Regions from separate parts of the Homo sapiens genome. Here region 2 is linked to region 1. A link is a loop called in an ENCODE intact Hi-C map of the cell type or tissue named here. Cell type or tissue: PC-9. All regions are shown on one strand. Links, peaks and the distances in the headings refer to the core of each region. The heading gives the core; the rest is flanking DNA. Region 1 overlaps RBFOX1 (RNA binding fox-1 homolog 1). Region 2 has its middle 6.4 kb from the start of EEF2KMT.

What was found. A loop is a pair of places that touch in the nucleus more often than their neighbours do. Peaks named below come from ENCODE experiments on the same cell type or tissue, not always from the same donor. Only the 100,000 strongest peaks of a DNase experiment are listed, where the experiment ranks them.
Region 2: it touches region 1 in a loop (15-fold over the local background); 2 of 110 quality-filtered maps call a loop at or near these places.

Annotation. Positions count from the first base shown.
Region 1 is chr16:6,638,211-6,650,421 of GRCh38, forward strand. The region is part of intron 2 of RBFOX1 (RNA binding fox-1 homolog 1); the gene reads left to right. Among named protein-coding and RNA genes, the nearest start is that of RBFOX1, 630 kb to the left of the region's middle. In PC-9, for the core only: CTCF peaks have their summits at 5,069 (motif pointing left) and 5,274; no DNase peak of the experiment used is centred there; H3K27me3 peaks cover 973 bases.
Region 2 is chr16:5,098,056-5,110,266 of GRCh38, forward strand. No RefSeq gene overlaps it. Among named protein-coding and RNA genes, the nearest start is that of EEF2KMT, 6.4 kb to the left of the region's middle. RefSeq lists a silencer at 191-730. In PC-9, for the core only: no CTCF peak of the experiment used is centred there; a DNase peak (open chromatin) is centred at 7,176; H3K27me3 peaks cover 533 bases.

The DNA.
Region 1 (12,211 bases), core at 4,006-6,505:
GCATTTGGGAAAGAGGGTGGAAAAACCAGACAAATGTAATTATCCTAAACTGTTTTAAGGTACATTTTTCCTATGCTCATGTAAGAATTAAAATTAGTGTTTTAAAGAATAAGTTACTGGTAAATCGCATGGCAAAAGAACATACATGTTCATTTTTTCTTCCTTATTTCAATTTTCTGAGAAAATTTAAGTAGTTATTTCTCAGGTGAGTTTTAAAATTCATCCTTAGAGATTGGAAACTCAAGGGCCACGCATTGAGACTTACACATTTATTATAATAAAATATGCTTCTGGCATATTAACTTTTACTACCATGTTGTCAAACTTAGAAATATTGCAGTGGAAGCAAAACCAAGAAAATGGCTATCGGTATGTTCTTTGATGAATGAAGGTGTGTACACATAGATTGAACAAATTTTTTACACTAATTTATATAATGTTTAGCCCTTTAATGCCAAATATTACACATTTAATGTTGTCTTATTACGAGCACTCATTCCGGAGTACAAAAAATTGAGAGGAAAAACAAAAGAGACTTCTCTTCGCTATTGTAACTCCATGCTGGTTTGGTTGGTGCAGGTGTTTGGGTGATGGCCACCATTTTGGTCTTGTCAGTTACTTAAGGCTGTAGACAATAAAGGTTGCATTCCTGAAATAAAGAGTTGGTTCTCTAATCTTGTGGAAAGAACCAGTATTCATTTTCTACCAGGAAGCAAAATGCCAAGGTCACAGGGACAGAAAATATTGCTTCCCAAGAAACTGTGGTTGACAAGATGGCTCGAGTTCAAGTGAATCCTGAAAGTATCAGTTTCCAAGGAGACCTGTGGCCCCACCCAGCCACCTACAAAGCTTAGCCATCGTTTCACTCAGAGCAGCAGCCATTTCTTGCAAACTGGCAGCTCATTTCTGGATACTCAATAGGATGCATAAGAATGATAAATTTTTTTCAAATCATGTGCGCTAGCTCTGTTGACCTTCAGCTGTGCTGCGCCTTCTTTAATTGGCATAAATCTTGGACTGCCCATTGGATGTCTTTCTGGAATCTGATGTCTTTCTGTCTATCTGATTCCTAAGAGGAAGTGAAATATTCAATTAAATAGTTTCGTTGAGTCCTTGTAGTGCTAGGATCTTTACAAGAGCGGTTTAGTAGGTGTTGAGATAGACTATCTATCAGCTTCCCTTCCCAGGAGAACGTGTCCTGTTAGAAATTGCATCTTTTGTGGCCAGTAGGGGTCTGTTTAATTGACTGAAATAGTAATGACCCGGAGGAATTAAGACAGTTTTTAGAAACATCTTATATTGAGAAGGAAGAACAATAACTATGATAAAATTATACAAATACACAATAATAATAAATACACATAATTTAAAGATTACAATTGTGGGCCGGGCACGGTGGCTCACGCCTGTAATCCCAGCACTTTGGGAGGCCGAGGCGGGCGGATCACGACGTCAGGAGATTGAGACCATCCTGGCTAACATGATGAAACCCTGTCTCTACTAAAAATACAAAACCAAATTAGTTGGTCAAGGTGTTGGGCGCCTGTAGTCCCAGCTACTCGGGAGGCTGAGGCAGGAGAATGGTGTGAACCTGGGAGGCAGAGCTTGCAGTGAGCTGAGATCACGCCACTGCACTCCAGCCTGAGCAACAGAGTGAGACTGTGTCTCAAAAACAAAAAACAAAAAACAAAACCAAAAAAACAAGATTACAGTTATGACAGGTATTTTGACCCCTAACTATGTGTCAGCACTCTGTATAGCTTATCTCAGTACTAACACTAACACCCATATGATGATACCAGAGCTTTTAACCCCATTTTCTGAAATACAGAAACTAAAGAACAGATAAGTTGCTGCGAAAAGCCATATAAATATTAAGTGGTAGAGTCAGGATTTTAAACAGGGTACACTGGTTTCTTTCTTAATGTATTTTGATCCACATCTACAGGTGAAATTCAAATGCAGCTTATTGAATTTTCTCTCAAATATTATGGTGAATTATTTTATTATCTTAGTGTTTCAGATACGCCTTTTGCCACATTTCCTCAAGAAGTTGATATACTATTAAGAACTAGGCTATATTTTTAATTTTTTGTTAATTTAAATCCTTCATAGAGGCCGGGCATAGTGGCTCACATCTGTAATCCCAGAACTTGGGGAGGCCGAGGTGGGCGGATCACTGGAGGCCAGGAGTGTGAGACCAGCCTGGCCAACATGGTCAAACCCCATGTCTGCTAAAAATGCAGAAATTAGCCAGGCATAGAGCAGGCACCTGTAATCCCAGGTACTTGGGAGGCTGAGGCAGGAGAATAGCGTGAACCCGGGAAGCGGAGATTGCAGTGAGCTGTGATCATGCCACTGCACTCCAGCCTCAGCGACAGAGTAAGACTCCATTGCCAAATAAATAAATAAATAAATAAATAAATACTACTTTATAGAGCCAGTGTGGGAAGTAGGTACATTGGGGTATATCACATATAGGAAACACTGGGCAAATACTTGTGACCCTCTAGAAAGGAATAAAAAAACTCCTTCTGAAGGATACAAGTTCCAGTTCTGGTTTTTCCTTCAGTTGGCCTTGAACCAGAATACGTTCTCTGGGCCTCTCTGACTAGTCCCTGTCATGTTCTAGCCCCATCTTAGGATTAAGGCCAAGACCCAAAACAAGCAACATGAACATCAGAACAGCACCAGAAACCCCAGGTAGGCTTCGCAGATGAAAATAATGACTGTGGCAGCCATGCTACTCAAATGGAAGGCCTGCTTTCTTTTTAGAAGGAACCTAATTGGCAAGTAAGTTGCTATCTGACTTGATGGGCGTAAACTCACCGTTCTGCATCCCACTTTCCCGATCTTCACTTCAGTTGCTTAAATGGAGTGCACTAAACCTCAATTTGATAATTGCATCCTCAAAACCTTTAATGAAGGTGCCTATCAAAGTGTAAATAATTACCCCGTAATCTTGTATTTGCAAACTGCATCTTGGCTGTTTACGCTTCACCGAGGTTCAAATCAGAGGTTCAGGGCTTCCCCAGCCCTCACATTCCTGTTGACGTCAGAGGAATTTCAAGGACCTAGAGGACAGCATTGTAACACGGTTCAACCAAGGCGTTCACCTTCACTCCCTCCCAACGCTGACATCTGTCATTTTCTGGTGCTATTTATAAATCCAAGGGAGCATTGCTGTTTTGTTTTGGTGCTGGTGATGCAGACACTCATCCTCATTAGAATTTTTGCCCTGACGCCGGGCACGGTGGCCCACACCTGTAATCCCAGCACTTTGGGAGGCCGAGGCGGGCAGATCGCTTGAGCCCAGGAGTTTAAGACAAGACCAGGCAACAAAGTGAAACCCCGTCTCTACTAGAAATACAAAAGTTAGCTGGGTGTGATGGTGGGTGCCTGTAATCCCAGCTACTCAAGAGGCTGAGACGGGAGAATCACTTGAACCTGGGAGGCGGAGGTTGCAGTGAGCTGAGATGGCACCACCGCAATTCAGCCTGGGTGACAGAGCAGGACTCCGTCTCAAAAAAAAAAAAAAAAAAAAAAAAAAAAAAAAAAAAAAAAAAAATAGGTTCTGCCCTGAGCCTTTCAGGCCTGGCCTTGTTGCTCTGGGACTTGCTCCCTCCTCGCTAACGTGTTTCCTTCTTTGGAGATTACCCACTTTAGCTCACCTGGGGAACACACACACCACTGACCCAGTTAGGGCTTCTTCCAGCCTCTTCTCTTTTTTCCATTCTTTTGACTGCGTTAATTATTCACAGGAACCCGTCAATGAAAGCACCAGGGATTATCCAGGAGGCTGACCACCAAATTAGAACAAGAAAATACTTGAAACAGTTTGCATGCTGTCTGAGGGTGCAGCTACGGAGAGGGTATGTTTTAGGTGCTGGGGTCTGAGAGAAATGAAAAGAGACGCCAAGCCAGGTGACTGACAGAAGGCAGGCGACAAACCCAGGCTTCCCAGGCTCGTACTTTCTCTTCGGTGCTGTATTTTTCAGCACACAAACTTGCTGAGAGTTTGCAGCTGACATCTCGAGAAGTATTCTTCTTAAAAGCTGAGCGAAAATTATTCACCTCATGTGAAAACAAGTGCGATTTACATCTAATGTGGGTAATTACTTTTACAGTTAATTAAAAGCGCTCTCATTAAACTCCCGCTGTGATGCCAATGCATAGCTCTTATTTGCAAACAGACCTTTGGTTTGAGCTCACCTGGTGACAGGAGACTCCTACCTGAAACAGGGATGCCGTTCTCGGTACTATGTTTAATTGTGCTGAGCCAGCAACCCTCGAGTTACCCGGCCTTTTACCCCACGCCAGCTCTGCTTGTCTGCATGGCTAGATTTTGAGATATGGAAGCCTCTTGTCCTCTCATAACCACACTCCAAAAAAAAAGTAAGGTGAAGAAAACAAAATAACTCACAGGAGGTAGGGATGCCAAAGAAAGGTAGGGGACTCAAAGAAAGAAGTCAAGATGAAAAGCCTGCTGTCTTTATTTGCATAATAGTTTGGTTGGGGATCGTTTTGTAGTTGTTCTGGCTTTACAGCTTTTTCCTGCCTAAGAAGATATTTACTGTCAGAGAAAATATCCCCTTAGGCCCCCTGAAGATTCCTCCAAATGTTTATAAAGTCAGCAGCTCTGCCCTGCAACCTACCCAACTAAGGTAAACTTTACTCCCTTGGTTGAAGTGATTTGTGTTGAGATTTTACTTAGTTTACATGCGTTGTTTGCTGTTTGTATGATTTCAGGTGAAATAGCTCTTACATCGTGAGTCATCTTCATATTTAGGTTGAAACCATAGACTTTTCGGAATATTCTTTGCCCTGAAGCATCTCTGCCACGCTGAACCTTCTTAAACACATATTAATGAAATGTCTCCTCAAATGATCACATTCCTAGTAAGTAATTAGGGCTTAGTAATTAAAACATGCAGTCATTTGAGACTTAAATTTTGAAGGCACAGAAAGATTGAGAAATTTAAAAAGTTTACGGACCTGATGAATTGGATACTCTTGCATAGGACTTGGTGCTTTCGGTATTTTTTGCAAAGTTATTTGCTCCCATCTGCTGGCCATTTGTGATATTGCAGGTGCTGAGCTAATTTGTGAATGGAAAAGGAAGTGAATAAAATCTATCACTGCAAACATTTTATACTATTCTTCATGTATTCAAGTAAACTGATTTGAATCTTGGTTTTTGTTTGTTTGTTAGTTTTGTTTTGTTTTGTTTTGTTTTTGCGGTTGGAGGATTAAGTGAACACAGACTCTGAAGAATTCTGCTGAAAGGCAAGCATGATTTGAAATTTTTACCAACATCAGAGTTACTCAAGTTTTGAAAGCCAGAACACCCTCGTTATCTTTAATAAAGCAATTAACTTTAGAACATTGGTTTAAATATTCAAATTCAAGCACAGTATATTGTGTAAGGGAGAGTATAAAATACATAGCTCGTAGACCAGATGGATTTCAATCTCCCTTATGCTTTTAATCATCGGAGTGGTAGGAAGCCAATTCCCTACACTCTAAAACTCAGTTTTTTCACCTGTAAAATGGAAACACTGGGCAAAAGGGTCCCTAAGGCTTGAACTTATTCTCAAAATCTGAGTCTTTGTGAAGGTTAAAAAATCATATAAGGCTGAGCACGCTGGGTCATGCCTGTAATCCCAGCACTTTCGGAGGCCAAGGTAGGTGGATCACCTGAGGTCAGGAGTTTGAGACCAGCCTGGCCAACATGGGGAAACCCCATCTGTACTAAAAATAAAAAAAATAGCCAGACGTGGTAGCATGCACCTGTAATCCCAGCTACTAGGTAGGCTGAGGCAGGAGAATCGTTTGAACCCGGGAGGCAGAGTTTGCAGTGAGCCAAGATCACCCTACTGCACTCCAACCTGGGCAACAGAGCGAGACTCCATCTCAATAATAATAGTGTAGGTTGCATAAAATCACCAGTATGCTCTTAGTCTTAGCATCTAAACTCATATTCAGTGACTTGTCTTAAATTAGAAGCCGTTGTTATTTTCACAACAATAGGCAATGTAAGCATGCATCCAAACTATCAGAAAGCTTGCCTTTGCAAAGGAGACCATCTGTAATGTTGAGTCAAGATTTAAAATGCACCTTGAATGCTTTTTGGAGTGTGATGTCAAAAATGTATCTTGTGTTAATATTATAAACCGTTCTGCTATAACATTTATTTGCTGTTTAAGAAGGAAGAGCAAAACCTTCTTCCTCAGCAGTAATCAATTTCTCAGTTGATCATAAGCCGATTTGGGCTTGTCAGATGAACCTTTGACTGTGTCTCCTCACACTCCTGAGAGGTGGCTTAAGCTGTCCTGTATTTCCTATGAAAAGCTCTCTGGGACTTTGTATTTGAGTCCAGGAGAACAATGCTGTGCCCAGGATATGTGATCCTTACTTAGCTTCTCATGACAAGTCTAAGCATCCTGGTCTTTTCTTTCCATTGCTCTTCCAGAGTGAATGACTGCAATAATCAATTTAGAGGTTTTCAGGGGCTGTATTGTGGAAACACCTGGGCCCTGGAGCACAGCAGCCTGTGATTGCCCTGGGATTCCTTTTAAGGAATTTTTCTTGTCCCCTAGAGCTTAGACTAAGCGGAGGTGGCCTCTGGACCACAGTTATCTTTTTTCAGTATTAAGTAGCCAAGCATCCTGCAAGAGAGATCAGCACAAAGAGCTCCTTGATCCTCTGTATTTATTTTCTATGACTTCCGTAGCAAATCATCACAATCTAGGTGCTTAAAACAACTGAAATATATTCTCTGACAGCTCTGGAGGCTCTACGTCCAAGTTGAAAGTGTGAGCAGGACGGCTCTCCCAGCAAAGGTTCTGGGGAAGATTCATCTTTGCCTCTTCCAGTGTCTGGTAGCTTAGTGTCACATGACTTGTAGCAGCATCTCTCTAATCCCCACCTGTCTTCACATGGCTTTCTCTTCTGTCTCTTAAAAGGATACTTGTTACTGGATTTAGAACCCACCCAGATAATACAGAATTTTCTCATTTCAAGACCCTTAATTATGTCTGCACAGACTCCATTTGCAAACAAGGTCACATTCACAGGCACTAGGGACTAGTCGGCTTGAGCATATCTTTTGGGGGGCTGCTGTTGAACCCCGTGCTGGCTACTCACTTCTAAATCCTCTGAGGTCTCGGGAGCTTCGTTGTCCGGTGTTTCTCTCCACATTTTCTCGGGAATCTTTAAGTGCCAGATACTTCAGAGCTGGGAATGCTGCTGGTAAGGGATCCGGGATGCTGGCATCCTTGCATTGTGGGCATGAATAACCCTGACCTACAAAAATTATCAAAAACAACCAACACACCAAGTGTAGAAGAAAAGAAGTCTCTCTCGGGAGAGAGAACTGCTTCTGAAAAGAACGGACACATGAGTGCTTTGATGTCTAAAATCTCAAAGAACCTAGAGGCCTTGGAAGAGAAAACTTTAAAAATAGACATGTTTTTAAGTTCTCAATGCTTCAATCAGAACCAGGTTTCACAAAGCCTGTTGGAAGATGTCATCAAGGACAGCTGACATTTACTGATAACTTGCCATATGCTAAGACCCTGGCGTGTATTGGATATGCCTAGCCACAAACGAGGCAACCATGATTGTTAATATGCTTCTCTTACAAATAGGGAAAGTGAGGCTAAGCAAACTCGGCCTCCTTGTGCAGAGTTCCAAAACTGGTGTGGTTGAGTCCGGTAGGATAAACCCTAGCAGTGTGATTCTGCTATCTGTGTGGAATCCCATCTGTCGCCAGCAAGTGAGCCTCCGCTGTTCAGGGTTTCCCGGCTACAAAAAGTAGAAGGGCTGCCTTCTGTCGGGAAATTGATTGCTTGGTGATGAGTCCACAGCTCAAAATTCATACTTAACACTTTTAAGTAGTTGAGCTGTTTTCCAAGCGAAGTGGTCGAGTGGGGCTGAAGTACTTACTTGACGAGTCTGGTTCAGAAAAGGTCAGGTCGGAACCCACCCAGAGACACCGGCTCTAGGCAGCGTGATCCGAACAATAATTTGTTCTCGCCAAAGTGACATTTTTCCAATTTGAGTCCAGCATTGTTCAGAAGCAAATGCAGTCCCCTGGGGCGCCTCCCGCATAGATCTGCAGCAGATGACAAACTAACAATATCATCTAAATAAAAAATCCAGCATGGGTTTAGTAAATTAATCCTGACAAGAATAAATTGAATAATCTTAGGGAAATGGCGAGAGCTCTGATTCTGCCAGATCGCTCTTTTCTGTCGCTTGCGTGGGTCCTCGGTGGCAGATTAAGAGCAAAAATCTGCCTTTGGTTTATTGATTTCGTTAGTTCGTTGATTAACACCTGCCACTTCTGTGTGGGTAAATCATAATCGGATATGGACTCTTCCTGGCAAACTTAACATATTTTCACTCAAGGAGAGAAAGGAAATGCTTATTTCACCTGGTCAGAACGGGCAAAAGCAGACAGAGAGCTGCTTTTCCTCACCTCGTTTCTCAGTGGTATTTTCTAGGTTTAAAAGTAATCTGTGATTTTCATCACTCCCATATTGAGTTAATCTCCCGTTTCTGTTTAGGTTGCTTAGCAGACAAATTCAAGGAGAGTTTTTAGTAAGAGTGAGGGGTGTTTTTCCTGACTCAGTGTCCGAAGTCAAGCAGAGACTTCAGCCATTAATTTAGGAGACAGGGTGAGAAAAGGAAGATACCGCGTGTACACATGATCCCACGTCCTAGGACTGGGCCTTACAGGTCGTCTGGGAACCTTGTCTTAGTCAGCCTGGGCTACCCTAACAAACTGCCATAGACTGGATAGCTTCTGAACAGAACATTTACTTTGTCATAGTTCTTGTGTCTGGATATTCAAGATCAAGGTGCCAGCAGTGTCAGGTTCTGATGAGCACCCTCTTCCTGGCTTGTAGTCAGTCATTCTCACTGGGTCCTCATTTGGACATTCCTGGGCTTACGCTACCAGAGAGAGAGAGAGAGAGAAAATGAGTGAGCTCTCTGGTGTCTCTTCTTAAAAGGATACTAATTCTTTCTTTATTTTATTTTATTTTTGAGATGGAATCTTGGTCTGTTGCCCAGGCTCTAGTGCAGTGACGTGATCTCAGGGCTCGCTGCAACTTCCGCCTCCTGGGTTGAAATGATTCTCCTGCCTCAGCCTCCAAGTAGCTGGGATTATAGATGCCCACCACCATGCCTGGCTAATTTTTCTATTATATTGAAATCCAATGGGGTTTCACCTTGTTGGCCACGTTGGTCTTGAGCCCCTGCCCTCAAGTGATATACCTGCCTTAGACTCCCAAAGTGATGGGATTATAGGCGTGAGCCACCACACCCAGCCAAGGGCAGTCATTCTTAGGACCTCATTTAACCTTAATCACTTCCTTAGAGTTCCCATCTCCAAATACAGCCACACTGAGGGTTAGAGCTATGACATATGAATTTTAGGGGGGACACATACATTCAGTCCATCATACTACGTGTTAAAAATGTTGATTCTGATTCGATGTATCTGGGATGAGGTGTGATGTGTTGCATTTTTTTTTAAAGATGGGATCTTGCTCTGTCACTAGGTTGGAATGCAGTGGTACAATCTTAGCTCACTGTAGCCTTGACTGCCTAGGGATAAGTGATCCCCTTCTCTTTGTTTTGAAACAGAGTCTTGTTCTTTGTTGCCCAGTCTGGAGTGTAGTGGTGCAATCTCGGCTTACTGCAACATCAGTCTACAGGGTTTAAGTGATTCTCGTGCGTCAGCCTCTCTAGTAGCTGGAATTACACGTGTGTGCCACCATGCCCAGCTAATTTTTGTATTTTTAGTAGAGACAGGGGTTTCATTTTCTTGCCCAGACAGGTCTCAAACTCCTGGCCTCAAGTGATCCACCTGCCTTGGCCTCCCAAAGTGCTGGGATTACAGGCATGAGCCACTGCACCCGGCTTCAAGTGATCCTTCCATTTCAGCTTCCCAAGAAGCTGGGACCACAGGTGCATACCACCCCACCTAGCTAATTTTTTTCTTCTTTATTATTATTTTTTTTGTAGAGACACTGTCTCCCTAAGGTTTCCAGGCTGGTCTTCAACTCCTGGACTCAAACGATCCTCTGGACTCGGCCTCCCAAAGTGCTGGGATTATAGGCATGATGCATTTTAACTGGCTCCCAGGGGCATCGTACTTGCTGGGGTTGCAGACTCCACGTTGACTAGGAAGTTCCTCATACTCCCCTTATGTGCGGATGAGGGAAATTTGCTGAAGGACCGCATGGTTATTAAATAGTAACACCCTGCTTTAAGAGTCTAGTGCCGTGAGTCTAATGCCAGGAGTCTAATGCCAGAACTGGAATTACCCGCAGCCCTGTCCTCCCACCCTTCAGCCTTCAGTCCACTGCCACATCCCCTGGAGGGCTTGGTAGCATGCATCGACGGGCCCTCACCCTTTGAATTTTGGATTCAGTAACTGAGGGCTCTTCCGTGCAAACCTCATATTTTTCACTTCAGGAGAGAAAGGAAATGCATCACCTGGTCAGAACAGGCAGAAGCAGACAGAGAGCTGCTTTTTCTCACCTCATTTCTCAATGGCATTTTCTACAGAAAATACAGCCTGAGAATCTGGGTATTTTTCTTTGCTTATTTATGTAAACTGACAAAAGTTATATATATTTATCATGTACAACATGATGTTTGGAATGTGTGTACATTGTGGAATGGCTAAATAGAGCCAATATCATATACATTACCTCACAACGTCATTTTTTTGTGGTTAGAACACATAACATCTACTTTCTTAGCAATTTTCAAGATTACAACATGTTGTGAACTGTAGTCACCATGTTGTATAATATTTTAACTTATTCCTCCTGTCTCACTGAAATTTTATGTCTTTAGGCCCAGATCTCCCCAGCAAACCCCCTGGTAGTGAGGGTAGTCCCTGCCAGCCCTTGGTAACCACCATTGTACTTTTTAGTATATTTTTTGTATTTGTTTCATGCAGTATTTGTCTTTCTGTAACTAGCTCATTCAACTTAACACAGTGTTCTCCAGGTTCATCCATGTCATCACAGTGACAGGCTTTCCTTCTTTATTAAGGCTGAAATGGTATTCTGTTGTGTATATATACCACATTTGCTTTATGTGGTTCTTCCTTGATGGACACTTAGTTTTTTGCTTTTTGTTTTATTTCAGTAGGTTTCTGGGGAACAGGTGGTGTTTGATTACATGAACAAGTTCTTCAGTGGTGGTTTCTGAGATTTTAATGCACCCATCACCCAAGCAGTGTACACCGTACCCAACGTGTAATCTTTTATCCCTCACCACTCCCCGACACTTTCCCCTGAGTCCGCAAAGTCCACTGTACCATTCTTATGCCTTTGCTTCCTCATCGCTTAGCTCCCACTTATGAATGAGAACATGCAATGTTTCGTTTTCCATTCGTGACTTGTTTCACTTAGAATAATGGTCTCCAGTTCCATCCAGGTTGCTGTGAATGCCATTATTTCATTCATTTTTATGGCTCAGTAGTATTCCATTATATATGTTGGGGAAGTATTTTATTACATATGTATATATAAGATGTAGTATTCCATTTTATATATGTAAGTATATGCATGTATATTGGGTAAGTTTTCTGTTATATATGTATAGTATATTATATATTGTATTCATCTATGTATAGTATTCCAATATACCACACTTTCTTTTATCTACTTGTGGATTGGTGGGCCTTTGGGCTGGTTCCATATTTTTGCCACTGTGAATTGTGCTGCTATAAAAGTGGGGTATTCAGTTTGATTCCCTATCTTGGCTATTGTGAATAATGCTGCAGTGAAGAAGGAAGTGCAGAGATCTCTTTGACATACGGATTTCATTTCCTTTGAGTGAATATGCAGTAGTCGGATTGCTGGATCATACAGTAGATCTGTTTTTAATTTTTTGAGAAGCCTCCACACCGTTTTTTGTAATAACTGTAAGAATATGCCTTTTTAACAGCAGCTGATGCTGCTGGTTGGAGAGTCTCACTTTGAGAAGCACATGTACCTTGCTTCTCCAGGTTTTTTTGTTTGGTTGCTTGGTTTTATTTTTATTTATTTTTTTCTTTTTTTGCTGTGAATAACCCCTTCTTCCCATAGCAAGGAAAAGAATGAAACCTGTGGATAAATTATGTGGACTGACCAAACCACCTTGAGGAAAATAAAATTACCTGGAGGAAAGGGAAAGCACCTGA
Region 2 (12,211 bases), core at 6,122-8,621, 1.5 Mb before region 1:
GAAGCGTCCAGGTTGGTGGCGTCCTGGAGGCGGGGCCTTGCGTGGGGGCAGGATAAGAGTCCTGGAGGCGGGCATTAGGGCAGGGATAAACGCCATTGGGTTCAGGAGGCGAGACTCGGAGCAGAGCCCAGGAGACAGGTCTTAGGGCGGCGCTAAGGCCAGACCCAGAGAAGAGCTCAGGAGGCGGGGCCGGGGCGGGGCGTTGACTATGTCGTAGCACATGGCCAGGCGGTGCTCGGACTCTGGGAGGCGGAGCTTAGGACGGGCCGACGTGGGGAGGGGCCCAGGGTCCGGGAGGCGGGGCCGAGTCCGGGCTGCGGGCTGCGCTCAGGAGGCGGGCCCTGGGAGGCGGAGCTTAGGGAGGGGCCGGTGTCGGGAGGGACCCAGGGACTGGGAGGCCGGTCGGGGCTGGGCTCAGGGGCCGAGACCTAGCTGGGCTTGGGGCGGGGCCGAGACGGAGCGAGGGGTCCAGGGCGTGGGAAACGGGGAGGGGTTTGAGGAGGGGATCGGAATGTGGCTCAAGTTCGGGAGGCGTTACCTGTGGAGGGTTTGAGGCAGGCCCAGCAGCGAGGCCACGGTCTGCCGACGCGGGGCCAGGGGCGGGCCCCAGGATCCGGAGCTTAGGGCGGGGCCGAGTCCGGGTTTGGGGACCGGGAGGCGGGGCCGGTTAGGGCGAGGGTCCCTGGGATCGTCGGGTCAGGCCTTGGGCCAACGTAGGCACTCTCGCAGTTCCTCCGCCTTCAGGAAGGTCTTTTTGGCAGGGGCCCTACGGGTGCGCGCTTCGGTCCTGGAGGCCTTATCCAAGCCTCCTCTCCATCAGCGCCACCCGTCTGGGGTCCGAAAGGAGGGAGCTTTCCCTCTGTCCCCCAGCCTTTGGACTGTCACCAAACAAGCCATTCGTTCACCAAATACTTATTAAGCGCCTACCAGGTACCTGACAAGGGAGATGTAACGGTGAGAAAAACTAGGTGTGGTCCAGGCCCTCCAGGGGCTCAGGGGCTCGTGGAAGAAGTGGACATTGAAGTATTTATCACACAAATGAGTATAAAAGTACAATAGCGATATCTGCCACGAAGGCGAGCAGACAGAGCTAGCGGGGCTTGCAGGAGGAGTTTTGATCTTGCAGGGACAGGAAGGAGGAGTTAGCTCCTGCGGGGTGGGATTGGGGGTGGTGGTGATATAGACGTGGGGACAGAGTGGAAAACAACAAAAATATAATTAATTTAGTTCAAAGTTATTGTGTCTTGAGTTGAAAGGCAGGGCAGTTAGCAACACAGTTCAGATTTCAGTACTGCCCCTGAAATCTGAACTGTGTTCAAAGTCTAAAACGTTTACCTTAGCAAATCCCTCATAAAACTCCATTTGGAAGAGTCCCGAGAGCTAATTTGTAAAGTATACTTGCAGAAGGTAGATGAGGAGACAGATTAAATCTTATTACCTCTTTCAGATGAGAGGCTCTTGAGCCCTGCTCAGCTATGAGAATAAGAGGGGAATTAATTCTAATAGAATACACTTGTTCTCGCATAGCTGTTGTTCCCCACCAGAACCAAATGAGCTCAAGATCTGACAAAGAAAAAAAAAAAGGTTCATCTTTTATTCCCCCAAACACTTTCATTTAAATCAAGAGGGTGGGATGTGGTTATTGCTGTGTTTTTAGACAGAATCAACAGTTTCTGGGTCTGAGATATTGCATACACCCTCTCAGTCCCTGTATCCTGAGATAGAGTCACCTGATAATCCACAGCAAGTCCTAACCAGGGATGGGTCTGGGTGCTTAAGGAAGGTTGGCTTCAGAACTGGGCCAGGGGCACTGCTTTGCTTTTGCTGTTTTGATCAGCTCTCTGCCTGCAGGAGACAAGGAAAACCAATGGTAACAAGTTAGTTACACTCATAAATCCTGGGCTTATTTTATTAACTCACATAATAGCTATTAATTGCCTTTCCTCCAAGGAGCAAAAGGGCATATACGGTCAATGCTGTAATAAGTAACACTGTATTATGTTATACTAAAATATTAATAAATCTAGGTTGGTTCAGTCTTTCCTGATTCCATAGATTGCAAGCAGATTGAGGAAGGACCCTAGCAGACCACAGAGCTGAGCCATGAGCACAGAAGAAATCTTTTTTTCTTTTTTTTTTTTTTGAGACGGAGTTTCGTTCTCTTGTTGCCCAGGCTGGAGTGCAATGGCGCAATCTCGGCTCACTGCAACCTCTACCTCCCGGGTTCAACCGATTCTCCTGCTTCAGCCTCCCGAGTAGCTGGGATTACAGGCGTGAGCCACCATGCCGGGCCATTTTTGTATTTTTAGTGGAGACAGGGTTTTAACACGTTGGCCAGGCTGGTCTCAAATTCCTGACCGCAGGTGATCCGCCCGCCTCTGTCTCCCAAAGTGCTGGGATTACAGGCGTGAACCACCGCGCCTGGCCAGAAGAAATCTTTATCTTGGTGTGCGGGTTCAGATGAGGGACAAATGTCATCTCTCTTGGATCTGAATCTGGAAGGATCAAGGCACTGAAGGGATTTTTTTTGTTTCAGAGAGTCTAGAGTCTCCCTCTGTCGCCAGGCTGGAGTGCAGCGGCACGATCTCGGCTTCTGCAAATTCTGCCTCCCGGGCTCAAGCGATTCTCCTGCCTTAGCCTCCGGAGTAGCTGGGACTACAGGCACGCGTCCCCATGCCCGGCTAATTTTTGTATTTTTAGTAGAGACGGGGTTTCACCATGTTGGTCAGGATGGTCTCAATCTCTTGACCTCATGATCCATCTGCCTTGGCCTCCCAAAGGGCTGGGATTACAGGCGTGAGCCACCATGCCCGGCCTCACTGAAGGGATTTTTTTAATGTCACGTGGCTGTCACAGGTGCGGTGTGTTCGGGTGCAAGTGAAGATTAGGACTGATGCTTAAAAACAAACGTGAAATTCCAGGCGGTGTTGCTACGGGGAGCAGCATCAGGACAAGCTGGTTTCAGTTGCAAGAGTTTGCGTGTACGTGCAAGAACTACAGTCGAGATTCAACTTCCGGCTTTGAGGGTCTCTTTAATAACAGTAATAACAACCTAAGGCAGTTTAACAGTATGGAATGGTTGCCTTTTAGAAGTTAAGCTATGGGCATGGAAGTTCAATCAGTCCATTGAAGTTTTTCCTTTATCTCTCCTATGGTTAATGGTTTCTGCAGAAAAGGACCAATTGATTTCTTTCTAAAACGTTGCTTCAGGGTGTAGAGACCTTTATAGGTCATGTTTCAACTTACAGAAAATTTTATAGTTCAAATATAAATTACGTTCAATGTGGACTTTGCAATAGAATTGAAGGTTAAGTAAAGTTTCCACTTTCCTTAGGCTGTTTGCAGTGCCCAGCAGGCCCCATGATATCGAGGTGGAAGTTATGTTAAAGGAGGAGGTTGGTCAGGGATGGGTAGAATAAGGAATATGCGCAGCTCAGGCTAATGATGCAATGACTGAGGTGTAGAAAGAGGGCCAGGCACGGGATAACGCCTGTAATCTCAGTGCTTTGGGAGGCCAAGGCAAGAGGATCACTTGAGGTCAGGAGACCAGCCTGGTCAACAGAGTGAGCAGAGTGAGACCTAACCTGTACAAAAAAACCACAAAAAACCAAAAAAATTAGTTGGGCATGATGGTGTGCGCCTGTAGTCTCAGCCACTTGGAAGGCTGAGGTCAAGGGATCCCTTGAGCCCAGGAGTTTGAGGCTGTAGTGAGCTATAATCACATAACTGTACTCCAGCCTGGGTGACAGGGTGAGGCCCTGACTCAAAAAAAATTGAGTCAGGGAAAAAATTGGAAATCTTAATCCTCCGTACCCAGGAATGTGACCTTATTTGGAAATAGGGTCTTTCTAGATGTAATCAAGTAATGATGAATCGTACTGGATTGGGGGCTGCTGGTGAGGAGGCAGATGCAATGACCGGCGTCCTGATAAAAGAAGAGAATGAGGGCCGGGCATGGTGGCTCATGCCTGTAATCTCAGCACACTTTGGGAGGGTGAGGTGGGTGGATCACTTGAGGTCAGGAGTTCGAGACCAGCCTGGCCAACATGGTGAAACTCCATCTCTACTAAAAACACAAAATTAGCACTGCGTGGTGGCGGGCGCCCGTAATCCCAGCTACTCAGGAGGCTGAGGCGGGAGAATCACCGGAACCTAGGAGGCGGAGGTTACAGTGAGCCAAGATTGTGCCAGTGCACTTCAGCCTGGGTGACAGAGGGAAACTCCATCTCAAAAAAATAAAAGAGGAGAATGTCAGGTGAAGACAGAGACACAGGGAGAAGGCAGCCATGTGATGAGGGAGGAGAGATGGGAGCGATGCATCTACAAGGAACACCAAGCATTACCAGCGGCCACCAGAAGCCAGAAGAGGCAAGGAAGTATTCTCTCTTACATATTTCAGAGGAAGCGAAGCCCGGCCGACACCTTGATTTTGGGCTTCTGGCATCCAGGCCTGCGAGACAATACATTTCTGTTGTTTTCAGTCACATGCGGGGCCCTTGTTGTGTTGTGGTTTTTTTTTTTTTTGGAGATGGAGTTTCACTCTTGTGCCCCAAGCCGGAGTACAATGGCGCGACCTTGGCTCTCTGCAACCTCCTCCTCCCAGGTTCAAGCTATTCTCCTGCCTCAGCCTCCTGAGTAGCTGGGATTACAGGCATGCGCCACCTTGTCTAGCTAATTTTTCTATTTTAGTAGAGATGGGGTTTCACCATGTTGGCCGGCTGGTCTCAAAATCCTGACCTCAAGTGATCCGCCTGCCTCAGCCTCCCAAAGTGCTGGGGTTACAGGCATGAGCCACCGTGCACGGCCTTGTGGTTATTTTTTTTAGACAAGAATCCGCTGTGTCATCCAGGCTGGAGTACAGTGGTACAATCTCACCTCCTGCAGCCTCGACCTCCCTGGGCTCAGGTAATTCTCCCATCTCAGCCTCCAAGTAGCTGGGACTACACGCTTGGCTAATTTTTGTATTTTCTGTAGAGATGGGGTCTTGCTGTGTTGCCCAGGCTGGTCTCAAACTTCTTGGGCTCAAGCCATCTGCCTGCCTTGGCCTCCCAAAGTGCTAGGATTACAGGCATGAGCCACTATCCCTGGCCACCCTTGTTAAAAAATAAAGAATTTGAAGATGGTGATGGCAGATTATTAAACCACAGTGGGGACTCTTCTGTGTCCCTGTGGGACTGTCCAGGTTGCAAGCCTATGAAGCCGGCCCTGGCTGCTGGGTTCTTGGAGTGCTGGACCTCCCGTGGCATGTGGCAAGGAGTTGTCATGGGTTATCACGACATATGATGATCAACTATGGGAGACCCAAAGACCACTCAGTCCTTTTTCCGATGAATGGCTGTGTATGTCACACTAGCAACAAACAGAACCGCAAGAGCTCCTGTGACAATGCTGAGCCCGATCACTGCGCCTTGCAGAGCAGATGCCGTCTGTACCTCCCTCCTGTTAAGAAACCAGAGGGTTTTTAATTGCCTGATTATTAAGAGGCTCTTCTGGCTGCTCCTGGTTTCCTGGGAAGTTTCCCATCTAGCCGCTAGTGAGTATTCATTATGGAAATGAAATGTACATTTAACCCAAGAAAATGCTCACTCTAGAGAAATCTCATAGGGCAAGTCGTTGAAAGCCGATTTACTAAATGACCTCTTCACCAAATGACCCATTTGCCTAATGACCACTTTGCCAAATGATCAATTTGCTGAAAGCCAATTCGCTGAAAATCTGTTTGTGGGATATCCTGCTTATTAGTAACTGACAGTCAGACGCAGCTTATCCCAGGCTGCCGTTCCCCATTTTACAGCTGGGGAAAATGAGTTACAGAGCTTGTTTGCATTGAGTCAACAGGAGCAAATGCTAGATCAGGTAATTGAACCCAAGCAATCTGGTTCCAGAGCCAAATAGATGTATTTTTTATGGTACAAAAACATATACATACATTTTTAGGGGAAGGGTGGGTGTAGGGTGGGATGAGGATTCTGGGTAATTGCTTGGTAAATGCCAAATACCTTTCTTGTCTGTCCCTCTTTTCAAATGATGAAGTAATGTCAATTGCAACACTTTTTTTTTTTTTTGAGACAAGGTCTAGCTGGAGTACAGTGATGCAGTCATAGCCCACTGCAGCCTCAAATTCCTGGGCTCAAGCGATCCACCCACATCAGCTTCCCAAGTAGTTGGGACTGCAGGCCCACACTACTATGCCCAGCTAATTATTTTAATTTTTGTAGAGATGGCAGGTGGCGGTGGGGGGTGGGGGCGGTTTTGCTATGTTGCCCAGGCTGGTCTCAAACTCTTGACCTCAGGTGAACCTCCTGCCTCAGCCCCACAAAGCTCTGGAATTATAGGTGTGAGCCACTGTGGCTGGCTACAATACTATTTATTTATATTTTAGACCAACAGATATTCTAGCATATAAGAAATGTGATGCTCTCTGTACATTGAAGAGTTGGTCTAATATTTGTCCTGGTGGATAAAGAAATTGCCTGTCTGCTCCGCTCTGGTTAAGAAACCAGTCCGACTGTCTCTGCGGCTATGGAGCAGTCCATCAAGAATGAAAGCCCACGGCCAGGCACGTTGGCTCACACCTGTAATACCAGCGCTTTGGGAGGCCGAGGCAGGTGGATCACTTGAAGTCAGGAGTTCGACACCAGCATGGCCAACATGGTGAAACCCTGTCTCTACAAAAAATAGAAAAATTAGCTGGGCCTGGTGATGCGTGCCTGTAATCCCAGCTACTCAGGAGGCTGAGGCAGGAGAATCACTTGAACCTGGCAGGCAGAGGTTGCAGTGGGGAGCTGAGATCACACCACTGCATCCCAGCCTGGGTGACAGAGCGAGACTCTCTCAAAAAAAAAAAAAAAAAAAAAAGAATGTCTTCATGATGGCCTCAAGCTCATTGGTCCCTGAAGAGAGTCAAGGAAGGCCCACTTTACTCTGCACTACAAAGCAGGCAGGTGGACAGGAATCTGAGAAGTGGATTCAGTGAGAGGCATTGACCAAAAGGATTTTCTGCCTAATGGTCGGTTCAGCAGAAGATTAAACTGAGCACAGCATCCTGTTCCCTCAAACTATCTGGTTGGTCAGTGGGGAATGTTCTTGTCTCGTTAAATGTCCTCATGCTACTGTCAGGATATCCTGTTACAAAACATCATAAACCAGGTTTACAAACAGGCCAGGTGACTGTGGAATTTCTCCTTGGCAAGGCCTTAGCTATGGGCGTGGGATTGGCGTGCAGTAATCACAGGGTTCCGGGCCACTTGAGGGATAAAATATGCCTTAGGTGATAAACTGTTGTATTTTAATGTGAATATTTCCACCAACATTAAACAGTAACCCCATGAGTTTTCTCATACCTGTTACACTCTGGAGTTGCAACAAGCTAACATGAAGCAAGTTGCAAACACAATTATCGCATTTGGCTCCTGTTCACAGCAAGGGTTTTTCAAGCTCTACCTGGGACAGTCTTCCCTCACATGAGGTTTATAGCATCATTTATTTCATTATTTATTTATTTTTTGAGATGGAGTTTCGCTGTGTCGCCCAGGCTGGAGTGCAATGGTGCGATCTTGGGTCACTGCAACCTCCGCTCCCCCGGGGTTCAAGCGATTCTCGTGCCTCAGCTTCCCGAGTAGCTGGGATTATAGGCACCCGCTACCACGTCTGGCTAATTTTTGTATTTTTAGTAGAGACGGGATTTCACCATGTTGACCGGGCTGGTCTCAAACTCCTGACCTCAGATGATCCACCCGCCTCAGCTTTCTCAAAGTGTTGGGATTACTGGCGTGAGCCACGGTGCCCAGCTATAGCATCATTTAAGCTTTGTTTCTGCCATCAATTGTTAGTTGGTAGTTAACAAAATATAGACCACCTCATTTATGTCTCACAGTTAGCATTGGTTTTTGTGTTTTCTTTAGGCTTGTTTTTTAATTGTTTTTAAAATTGTGAAGCAGGGTCCTGTTCTGTTGCTGAGGCCAGAGTGCAGTGCTGCAATCTTCGCTCACTCCAGCCTCAACCTCCTGGGCTCAAGCAATCCTCCTACTTTAGCCTCCTGAGTAGCTGGGACTACAAACACGAGCCACCACCGCTGGCTAATTTTTAATTTTTTTTTTTTTTTGAAATGGAGTTTCGCTCTGTCGCCCAACAGGTTGGAGTGCAGTGGCATAATCTCGGCTCACTGCAACCTCCACCTCTCGGGTTCGAGCGATTCTCCTGCCTCAGCCTCGGCACCCACCACCATGCCTGGCTAATTTTTAAAAAATATTTTTAGTAGCGACAGGGTTTCACCATGTTGGCCAGGCTGGTCTTGAACTCCTGACCTCAAGTGATCCACCTACCTCGGCCTCCCAAAGTGCTGGGATTACAGGCGTGAGCCACCACGCCAAGCCTAATTTTTAAATTTTTTGTAGAGACCAGGTTTTGCCATATTGTCTAGGCTGGTCTTGAACTCCTGGGCTCGAGTGATCCTCCTGCCTTGGCCTCTGAAAGTGCTGGGATTACAGGCATGGCCTTTATGCCTGGCCCTTAAAGCTGCTTTTTAATAACAGCCTTACTGAAATATAATTCACATATCATACAATTTACCCATTTAAAGTGTACAATTTGGCCGGGCATGGTGGTTCACATTTGTAATCCCGGCACTTTGGGAGGCTGAGGTGGGAGGATCGCTTGAACCCAAGAGTTTGAGATGAGCCCGAGCAACATGGCAAAACCCTGTCTCAGCGAAAAATACAAAAAAATTAGCTGGGCATGGTGGGTGTGCCTGTAGTCCCAGCTACTCAGGAGGCTGAAGTGGGAGGATGGTTTGAGCCCGGGAGGTGGAGGGTGCAGTGAGTTGAGATTGCACCACTGCACTCCAGCCTGGCAACAGAGCCAGACCCTGTCTCTAAATAAATAAATAAAGTGTATAATTCAGTGGTTTTTAATATATTCACAGAGTTGTGCAGCCATCACCACCATCAGTTTTAGAAATTTTAATTACCCCAGAAGAGACCCTGTATCCATTAGCAGTCACCCCTTATTTCCCCTGACTATCCCCACCCCTGGCTCCTGGCAACCATCAATCTTTGTTTCTTTGGATTTTCATATTCTGGGCATATATTATATATGTGTATATATATATGTGTATATATGTGTATATATATGTGTGTATATATATGTGTGTGTGTGTGTGTATATATATATATATATAAATAGAGTCATCTAATATTTGTCTGGCTTCTTTCACTTAGCCTAATGGTTTCAAAGTGTATCCAGGTTGTAGCATGAATCAGCCCTTCATTCCATATTTTGGCTGATTAATGTTCCATCACACGGGTAGACTGTACTTGTTTGCCCATTCACCTGTTGTTGATAGACATTTGTGTTGTTGCCACCTTTTGACAATTATGAATAATTTTGCTACAAGCATCTGTGTGTGTCTTTGTAGGAACAGGCTTGCATATTTTTTGATATGGGCAAATGAGAACCAGTGGCAGGAGGCCTTTGTGGTGAATTTTTCTGTGATCTTTGTGTACTCTGTATAATGATCACCCACGCAGGCTTGGGGGCAGCACTTAACCTCACATTTCTTTCTTTTTTTTAATGATAGGGTATCTCTCTCTGCCACCCAGGCCAGAGTTCAGCTGATGCAGGGCAGGGGAGCCCCCAAGTGGAGCCTAGTGTGTCCGGAACTGGTGGGTTCTTGGTCTCACTGACTTCAAGAATGAAGCCGTGGACCCTCGCGGTGAGTGTCACAGCTCTTCAAGGCGGCGTGTCCGGAGTTCTTTCCTTCTGATGCTCGGATGTGTTCAGAGTTTCTTCCTTCTGGTGGGTTCCTGGTCTCGCTGGCTTCAGGAGTGAAGCTGCAGACCTTCAAGTTGAGTGTTACAGCTCTTAAGGCTGCATGTCTGGAGTTGTTTGTTCCTTCTGGTGGGTTCGTAGTCTCACTGGCTTCAGGAGTGAAGCTGCAGACCTTCGCAGTGAGTGTTACAGTTCATAAGGGCAGTGTGGACCCAGAGTCAGCAGCAGCAAGATTTATTGCGAAGAGCAAAAGAACAAAGCTTCCAGTGTGGAAAGGGACCCCAGTGGGTTGCCACTGCTGGCTGGGGCAGCTTGCTTTTATTCTTTTATCTGGCCCCACCCACATCCTGCTGATTGGTCCATTTTACAGAGAGCCGATTGGTCTGTTTTACAGAGAGCTGATTAGTCCGTTTTGACAGGGTGCTGATTGGTGCGCTTACAATCCCTGAGCTAGACACAAAAGTTCTCCAAGTCCCTGCTAGATTAGCTAGATACAGAGTGTCCATTGGTGCATTCACAAACCCTGAGCTAGACACAGGGTGCTGATTGGTGTGTTTACAAACCTTGAGCTAGATACAGAGTGCCGATTGGTGTATTTACAATCCCTTAGCCAGACATAAAGGTTCTCCAAGTCCCCACCAGACTCAGGAGCCCAGCTGGCTTCACCAAGTGGATCCCGCCCTGGGGCCACAGGTGGAGCTACCTGCCAGTCCTGCGCCCAGCGCTGGCACTCCTCAGCCCTTGGGTGGTCTATGGGACTGGGTGCTGTGGAGTAGGGGGCGGTGCTCACTGGGGAGGCTCAGGCCGCGCAGGAGCCCACGGTGGGTGAGGGGGAGGCTCAGGCATGGTGGTCTGCAAGTCCCCAGCCCTGCCCTGCGGAGAGGCAGCTAAGGCCTGGCGAGAAATCGAGCACAGCAACTGCTGGCCCTGGTGCTAAGCCCCTCACTGCCCAGGGCCGGCGGGGTCGGCTGGCCGCTCCGAATGTGGGGCCCACGGAGCCCACGCCCAGCCGGCACTCGCGCTGGCCCGCAAGCGCCCTGCCCAGCCCCGGTTCCCGCCAGCGCCTCTCCCTCTACACCTCCCCACAAGCTGAGGGAGCCGGCTCCAGCCTTAGCCAGCCCAGGAAGGGACTTCCACAGTACAGCAGCGGGCTGAAGGGCTCCTCAAGTGCTGCCACATTGGGAGCCCAGGCAGAGGAGGTGCCAATAGTGAGCTCCAGGGCTGCCAGCACGCTGTCACCTCTCAATAGCACATGAGGGTTCTTGCCTTTGCCCAGGAAAGAATTCAAGGGCAAGCTGGAGGTATAGAAGAAAACAGCTTTATTGAAGGGGCAGCGTTACAGCCCTGTGACTGCTCCTGTAGGGCAGGGCTACCCTGGAGTCAGAGAGTAGCGGAAGAGAGTTTGCAATCACGTTTATACCCACTTTTAACTGCATGCAGATTAAAGGGCAGTTTATGCAGGAATTTCTAGAAAATTGGTAGTAACTTTTGAGTCATTGGGTCATTGCCATGGAAAGGGGCAGTAACTCCCGGGTGTCGCCATGGCAATAGTAAACTCACATGGCACACTGGTGGGCATGTCTGATGGAAAGCTGCTTCTGCCCCAGCCCTGTTTTACCTAGTCCTCAGTTTGGTCTGGTGTCCAAGCCCTGCCTGTGAAGTCAAGTCCTGCCTCCTATCTCACAGTGGCGTGATCATGGCTCACTGCAGCCTCAACACCCCGGGCTCAAGCAATTCTCTCACTTCAGCCTCCTGAGTTGCTGGGACCACAGGCACGTGCCACTACGCCCAGCTACATTTTTTTTGCATTTTTTGTAGAGATGGTGTTTCACTGTGTTGCCTAGGCTGGTCTCAAACTCCTGGGCTCAAGCAATCTACCTACCTTAGCCTTCTAAAGTGCTGGGATTACAGGTGGGAGCCGCTGCACCCAGCCCAACCTTACATTTTTAATCTCAAGTCACTTCTCTCTAGGTTTCAATTTCTTCTTTAGAATGGTGGAACTAAGAGCATCTATTTTATAGGGTTGTTGGGCAGGCAAAATGAAAGAACTGCTATTCAATGTTTAGTGAAGCGCTATGCACAATTTTGAATAATGAAGTTGGTGTTTATTTTTTATTGTTTATTTATTTTTTAGAGACGGGGCCTTGCTCTGTTGCTCAAGCTGGAGTGCAGTGGTGCAATCACAGCTTACTGCAGCCTTGACCTCCTGGGCTCAAGAAATCCTGCCACCTCAGCCTCCTGAGTAGCTGGGACTACAGGCATGCATCGCCATGTCTGGCTATTTATTTATTTGTTTGTTTTTTGTAGAGATGGGGGTCTCCCTGTGTTGCCCGGGCTGGTCTTGAACTCCTGGCCTTAAGCAATCCTCCTGTCTTGGCCTCCCAAAGCACTGAGATTACAGGTGTGAACCACCATGGCCAGCCTTATTTTTATTTTTAAATCA